Regions from separate parts of the Homo sapiens genome. Here all the other regions are linked to region 3. Evidence: chromatin loops called from intact Hi-C (ENCODE). Cell type or tissue: IMR-90. All regions are shown on one strand.

What was found. Hi-C counts contacts between places; a loop is a spot of excess contacts. Peaks named below come from ENCODE experiments on the same cell type or tissue, not always from the same donor. Only the 100,000 strongest peaks of a DNase experiment are listed, where the experiment ranks them.
Region 1: it touches region 3 in a loop (8-fold over the local background); 16 of 110 quality-filtered maps call a loop at or near these places.
Region 2: a loop joins it to region 3, with 7 times the contacts of the local background. A loop is called at or near these places in 9 of 110 quality-filtered maps.

The regions. Positions count from the first base shown.
Region 1 is chr1:237,805,702-237,808,201 of GRCh38, reverse strand. RYR2 (ryanodine receptor 2) reads right to left here. Exons shown (of 105, transcript NM_001035.3): 99 at 1,919-2,065. Among named protein-coding and RNA genes, the nearest start is that of ZP4, 84 kb to the left of the region's middle. In IMR-90, a CTCF peak has its summit at 1,242 (motif pointing left); no DNase peak of the experiment used is centred here.
Region 2 is chr1:237,735,549-237,738,048 of GRCh38, reverse strand. The region is part of intron 79 of RYR2 (ryanodine receptor 2); the gene reads right to left. Among named protein-coding and RNA genes, the nearest start is that of ZP4, 150 kb to the left of the region's middle. In IMR-90, no CTCF peak of the experiment used is centred here; no DNase peak of the experiment used is centred here.
Region 3 is chr1:237,676,935-237,679,434 of GRCh38, reverse strand. RYR2 (ryanodine receptor 2) reads right to left here. Exons shown (of 105, transcript NM_001035.3): 61 at 1,323-1,387. Among named protein-coding and RNA genes, the nearest start is that of MIR4428, 210 kb to the right of the region's middle. In IMR-90, a CTCF peak has its summit at 1,377; a DNase peak (open chromatin) is centred at 1,224; H3K27ac peaks cover 548 bases.

The sequences.
Region 1 (2,500 bases), 130 kb before region 3:
ATTTTTTAAAACTGAGAAATCTTGCTTTGTAAACAATGGCCAAAGTGAAAAATACCACAGCTAGTGACCAACACTGTTTTGAAGGCTATTTTTCTCAATCTATAATTAAATGTCTCTGTTTGAAAGGTCTTTCAGCTCTATGTAATCTGTTTTTAATTCCAAATTATACTTTAATTTTTGGATAGCTATAAGTATATGATAGAATTGTAGAGTATTTTTGATAGAATATGTATATGCTAAAAATGTGGCTTTTCACCCAGTTGGTGAAAATGTATTTCTGGTTTCATCACAGAAATTCGACCATACTAACAGTGCTTTATCTTTATGTGTACTTTTTCTGATTACAGCACATCTTTATGGTCTTGACTGCAACTGCTTATGCTGATTAAGTCTTTACAAAATCACTTTATAATTATCTGGAGAAAACATGTTACCTTAACAGAGGGTTTCATTCATTTCTATAAATGAAGTGCAAGGTTACTGTGAATTTCTGCATGTTTCACCTGTTAGGACTATAAAGCTCTACATATTTCTGCAAATGAAAATTTGAGGCCAGGTGGGGTGGCTCATGCCTGTAATCCTAGCACTTTGGGAGGCCGAGGCAGGCAGATCACCTGAGGTCAGAAGTTCGAGACCAGCCTGGCCAACATGGTGAAACCCCATCTCTACTAAAAATACAAAAATTAGCCGGGCATGGTGGCACGCGCCTATAATCCCAGCTATGCGGGAGGCTGAGGCAGGAGAATCACTTGAACCTAGGGAGGCGGAGGTTGCAGTGAGCCGAGATCGCGCCGCCGCATTCCAGCCTGGGTGACAGAGCAAGACTCTGTCTTAAAAACAAACAAACAAAGAAAATTTGATCCCTCAAAAAGAAACCCCACAAAGCTCAGAAATGGAAAGTAGTGCCGGACCTTTTATGTAGAAACACACATACATTTGGCATCTCCAGTTCTTTACTGCATATCCTGGGAGCTCAAACACATCTTATTAACTGACAGATAAATAGACTTTTTTGTCGCTAGACCCATGACTTGCCGTGCACGTCACAGTCATACTCAGAACCTAAAGTGACATATGTAAGAATCATGCTGAAATTTAGAAAACTGATGATAATGTGGACTTAACTGTGGACCCAGTTCAAAGCTTTTAGAGAGGCAATTATTTTAAAATGTGCTGGGCTACAAGACTCTGGAAATGAAGGAGTCTGTTAAGCCAAATAACTAACACAGAATATGTCGCCACCCAGTGGACACTTGAAAAATAGCAAGTGAACGGATCAGTGCACACTTCTGCAATATGCTTCAGGATAATGGGAAGTCTTAACATTAAGAACAGGTTCCATTGGAACGTAAGTGCATTTTCTGGACCTAGACCAGTTTTCTTCCGAGTCAGCATGACCTTGTCAAATATGAAACGTTATCCTTTTTGCTCAATTTAAAAGTAAAGAGTACATGAATATCCAGCTTAAAAATACTACATTAAAATGCAGCATCTCATATTTTACAACGAATACAATGAGTGGGTCAGGATTCTGTAACCTATTTTGGTTCTCCATAATAGCAAGTGGAGCAAATACTATACTAGGAACAAAATAATAACTAAGTTCCTGAGTGCTTGATATGGGCCAGGGGCTGTGTTAAGGCATACACATTTGTTTTTATTTCATTTTCGCAAAAATCTGGTAAGGTATGTACTTTTATTATTTTCAGTTAATTTATCCAAAGTCAAGCCAAGGCTTGAGTATAGGCCTAGGAGACCCTCAAACTACTAATCCCTGCAGTTTAGAACAGGTGCAGACCCTCCCTTCAAAAAAATCTTTAAAACTGTACATTGTCATTTGAGGGGTAGTTTTATTTTTCTTTGTTTTATTTGTTGCTTTTTTATTTTCTGCAAGGGAGGAAAAAGATAAACTGTTTACCTGTTTGCCATTGTGAGTTACTGAGGACAAGATGGTTCTTAATGTCTTGAATCCCATAGCAATGTCGAGAAGGTGAGCGGCAAAAAAAAAGTTGTTATAGTGTCCAAGAACAGACATAGTCATATACCAGGCTAGGTAGAGGAAGGACTATTAAGACAAAACGGGGGGAAAGAACATGTCAGAAAACAGAACGCATGACTATTGTTATGGGTTAAGCAAAATAAGCCAGGAACAGAAAGTTAAACTCTACATGTTCTCACTCACATGTGGAATCTTAAAAAGTTAATCTCATGGAAGTAAAAAGTAGGAGAGAGGACACTAGAGATTGGGGAGAAAAAGGAGAGGTAGGAATAGGGAGAGATTTGTTAAAAGATACAAAGTTATAGCTAGATAGAAAAAATAAGTTCTGGGGTTCTATACCGCTGTAGGATGACGGCAGGTCACAATAATATATAGTTTCAAATAGCTAGAAGGGGGATATTAAATGTTCCCAACACAAAGAAGTGATAAATGTTAAAGATAATGCATATACTAATTACCCTGATCTGATTACATTATATTTATCAAAATATCACTAGGTAC
Region 2 (2,500 bases), 59 kb before region 3:
AAAGTTCCAGACAACTGGGATGCTAATTTTTAAAATGAGGAAAGACAGCTTCCAAAAACTACCCGCTAGGAAGTTCGATATTAATAATCAACAATAGTCTAAAATGGGTTATCAAGCAAATCACTGAGGAATACTCATCCATCTTTGGCAGTTTTACCAAAGTTAGAATTCGAGTTTAAGCAATCACAGTAACATCTTGATTTCTTTAAGAATCTCATGAAAGGAGATGAGAAATATGAGTTTTATAAAAGTATGTTTAGATGGATTGAAAACAAAGTAGGTTAACCAGTCTGGGAAAGGGTATAAAAATTTCAGCTGCACACTACCAACTGAGATAAACAGAGAAATCAATCACACTTAAGTTTGTGGTTAACACAAATGGAAAGAGATAACAGTGTATGACAGAATCAAATGTTAGAAAGATTTCAGCCTGGGGCAATGGTCTGACTTGAATTATAGAAATGATGACATATACTTAATTAAAAAATTAAAAGTCAACAGTATAATACAGGATAGCTGACATGACCTGGCTGAAAATTTAATGCATTCTTGCCATTGATGGCAAATGTATAAGATCCTAAGGCAGTGCAAGTGAGGGTACAGTTCCCATACACACTACGCAGGTGAGGTCGTAACTGGAATACCGTGTTTGATTAACTTCTGGGTGGCACATATGAATATACTGGAGAATGTGCCGAGTGTAACAAACTGCGTGGTGCAAGCTGGACATCCCTGAGTTACATTAAACAATAAAATGAATATGATTATTTAATTATGAAGGGGAAAATTTGAGATAAAGCATCAACAAGGTAGCCCTCCTCAAATATTTGACCATCTATCAAAAGAAACTAGATTTAGCTTTAGGATCCAACAAAATCAATATGGAGGCAAATTCAGTTTCACTCACAAGGAAGAACTCTAACAATCAGAAACAACCTATTCTTAAATCAAGAGCTTCTACCTATTCTCAAACCAGGAGCTTCTACCTGTTCAGCCCACTTCGATTCTTCAGCTGCAGAGAACACCCAGGCTGGGGGCTGCTCTACAATCTCTTTCTCACCTCCCTCTTTCTTCATTTCCTTACAAGCCACCTCCTAGCAACATACAAACCTGCTTTGATCTACTGTTCTCAACAAGAGTCTGGCAGAAATCTTCACCCTTGATGAATCTAACTTCCTGGCTTCTCAGAATTTGCATTTGGTTCTGAGAATTGCTAGTTGTCCTCACACAGCCAGGGGGAGCATTACTGCTACAAATTCGTAGACAACAGCCTAAAATAAACCAGGCTTCCTTCACAGTCCGTGAGTCCTATTTTAATTTCTAGCCCATGTGCCATGCCAATTGCCACGATGTCTCTTTCAGTGCTTCTCTCTCTCCTCCAGCCTTCCTTTGCTTCTCTCTCTCCTCTAGCCTTCCTTTATAGACTTCATCAAACACTTAGGTGTCAGCAGGTGACTGTCCTTTTGTCTTCAGAGAGAGAGCGAGCAAATAACCTTAAAAGGAAACATTTCCAACCTCCCATTATCCTGGCAGCCTTCCCTTCTTCCCTTTGTATCTTTTATCCTTTTATCTTTTTTTTTTTTTTTTGAAACGGACTCTCACTCCATCGCCCAGCCTGGAGTGCAGTGGTGCAATCACGGCTCACTGCAACTTTCCGCCTCCCAGATTCAAGCAATTCTCCTGCCTCAGCCTCCTGAGGAGCTGGGATTACAGGTGTGCACCACCGTGCCTGGCTAATTTTTGTATTTTTAGCAGAGACGGGGTTTCACCATGTTGGCCAGGCTGCTCTCAAACTCCTGATCTCAAATGATCCATCCGCCTCGGCCTCCCAAAGTGCTGAGATTATAGGTGTGAGCCACCGTGCCCAGCCCTATCCTTTTATCTTTTAACCCAGTGTTTATTAAACTATGTGTTTCAGCTCATCAATCAGACATAAAAACAATTTGGTGATTCATGATAAAATAAAAACAACTCTGTTTAAATAGAATGGAAAAGTTCAGACTACATTGCTCATAGGAAGAGTAAAATTTTGTGAAACTTTTCTTTCATGGCATATATTTTTATGTTACTTTAAACATACAGTTTTATGTTTCTATAAATATACAGTTGGCCCTCCATTGGTTCTGAATCCATGGAGTCAACCAACTGTGGATAGAAAATATTTGGAGAAAGTAAAATGGGTGATTGTGTCTGTACTGAACATGTACAGATATTTTTCTTATCATTATTCCATAACAATATGATAGAGTTGAACAACTATTTACTTGGCATTTACATTGTATTAGGTATTATAAGTAATCTAGAGATGATCTAAGTATACAGGAGGATGTGTGTAGGTTACATGCAAATACTATGCCATTAGTCAGGGATTTGAGCATTCTTGGATTTTGATATCCCACTGGGGGTCCTGGGACCAATCCCCCATGAATACTGAGAGATGACTGTACCGGGTAAATGTATTTCTTGCTGTAGGTTAGAGTTTAAAATAAATTAGAAAGCC
Region 3 (2,500 bases):
ACAGCTATATATAATGGGGACTACACCAGTTTTTATTGCTCTTCCTTGACAATTGGGACATTGCTTGAATTTAGTGACTGGAACATAGTAGGTACTCAATATGGTAAACGAATGAATTATAGACTTAGTAGAAATTAAGCCACATTAAGCATCTGTAAACAGATGCACCGGGGGTGCTGAGTATACGGGCAACACAAGAATGTATTTTAAAGGGAAAATTAGAGGCTGCGAATACAGCATTCTGATAATTGGCTATCAAGAAAGATTACAATCTCACAGAGACCGGAGATATATATATGGATCTATCAATTCATGAATCGCTAACTATGTGCACCCCAGGACAAACTTTGGATCTTCAAATGATTGGAACAGACTCTGAGTGCTATATTGAATGGGAAGAAAAGACAACAGAAATGTGTTTTACAGTAAAGAACACAATTTTGAAAACATACTACAAGTCAAATATTCATCAATCAAAAAGCATGCTATTTTAAAGTCCACAAAAGTTGTATTTATAGCAAATTATCTGTAATCGCTGAATGCAAGTACTTTAAAAGGAAGCAGACAGCAGTAATTAGGTCTTCAGGCTCACTGCAAGGTGTCCTAAACAAGAAAGCTTACCCAGGGGCATTTGTATATTCATGGCCATCCCTGGGCCATACCCTAATGCCTGACCCACACTAGACACACAGTAAATACTAAGTAAATGCATTAAATCATTCGGAGACTTTACAACTCTTCATGTCCATCCCTTTTTGGCTGAAAAAAGTGATGAATTTTCCAGTAATATAGCAAATTCCTGATAAATGCTTATGAAACAAAATAAATAATACCAATGGGATATATTTTGTATATAAACAATTTATCCTCTCTGATCTTCCATAAAATGAGCAGGACTAAGGTCCCACAATATTCTGTACTAAATGTTCTTATAATGTGCCTATTTATGAATTAACTCAGACTTTCCTATTTATAAAAGAAATTCTCAACTAGAAATTTTAAATCATAACAATATCCAAATGTTAAGAAATAGATATTTTTTATTCCATATCATATGATAAAACAAAAAAAATGCAGACCTAATTAAACCTCAGATAGAATGAAGTCATTTGAAGAAGGAATGCGGTAGGGAATGCAGAGTTAAAGTCTGACCAAGAATGCTGGGAAGATGATTCATGCAGTTATTTTCATGCCACAGAATATTTACGTGCAGTAAAATACACATTTGTAGACAAGTATGTTCTGAAAAGGGCAACGATCTAATGAGTAGGGTATGTAAACAAACATATTGAAGCAAAAACAAGATAGATTGTATACTGTACTTTTGCAAAGAACTTGATTTCTTGTTCATAAGGGAAATGTTCTCCTTTGCCTCTGCTGCCACCATCTGTAGATTTGAAGAGTTTTTAGGTAAATGCTGCACTGGAAACATTGCAAGATATTCATCCATAATGCAAAGGTTAGAAAGCATTGCTAAATGTATTATCCCGCTAAACTGAATGTAAAAAGCCAACCAAAAATATAAAGGCAAACTTTGGCAGTGTCATTAAAAATAAAAGGATGTTTAATACCCAAATCTAAATTTAAAAAGCTATTGAGGACAGCCCATAGTTGTGGTTAGAGACACAAACACATTTGTGTAGCTTTGAGATCTTATTGACATAGAGAGGGGAAAATGGAATAGAATAGAGTAAAAGTCCCACATTTTCAGTAGCCTTTAAGAAAAGAAGCTCACTGGGGAAGAGGACAGTGAGTGTAAATTGAATAAACATAATTGGCTAGATATTAACCCTGGCCTCTAATAATAAAGATTGCCTCTTCGTGTGACCGAAAGTTAAAGCTTCTCAATTTAAGACACAAACTAAAAAACTGCAGGAAGTCAGGATCTGGGATGAGGAGGAGGACAGCAATTTTAATATTAGGTTGGCAAATTAGCATTCCACTAAAGCATAAAGAAATTTTGACCTATGTCAAAAGATAATTTTCATAAGTGAAGCAAAAACACCCAAGTTTTCCCCATGGTTTACCAAGGTCAAGAATTGATTAACCTAATTCATTTAGCTTAGAAGGTGGCCTTTCTCACCTCCTTCATGCATATGGAAAAGGTTCATGCATATATTAATAGACGAGGTAATAATCAACTATAATAACAACGATGGCATGCAGAACATATTGGAGAGCTATCAGGTTTTAGTAAAATTTGTAAGCAGAGCTTCCAGATATTCAAGAGCCAAGCTGACTTTTGCTTGAAGAAGTTATTTTGCAAAATAATATAATAATAATAACTTGAGATAATAGTTTATCAAATTTTAGACAAAAATACAATATAATTTATAGGAAACTTATGCAATTATTTTGCAATATCAGAATGCTCTCCCCATGAACAAGTAAAAGAAAATTATGGTTTTTTAACACTTGCAAATTTCATTTGCATGGCACTTTGGCATTTGAATCTCTCTTAAGCACATTATGCAAAATGGCTGGATTCATATAAGAGACT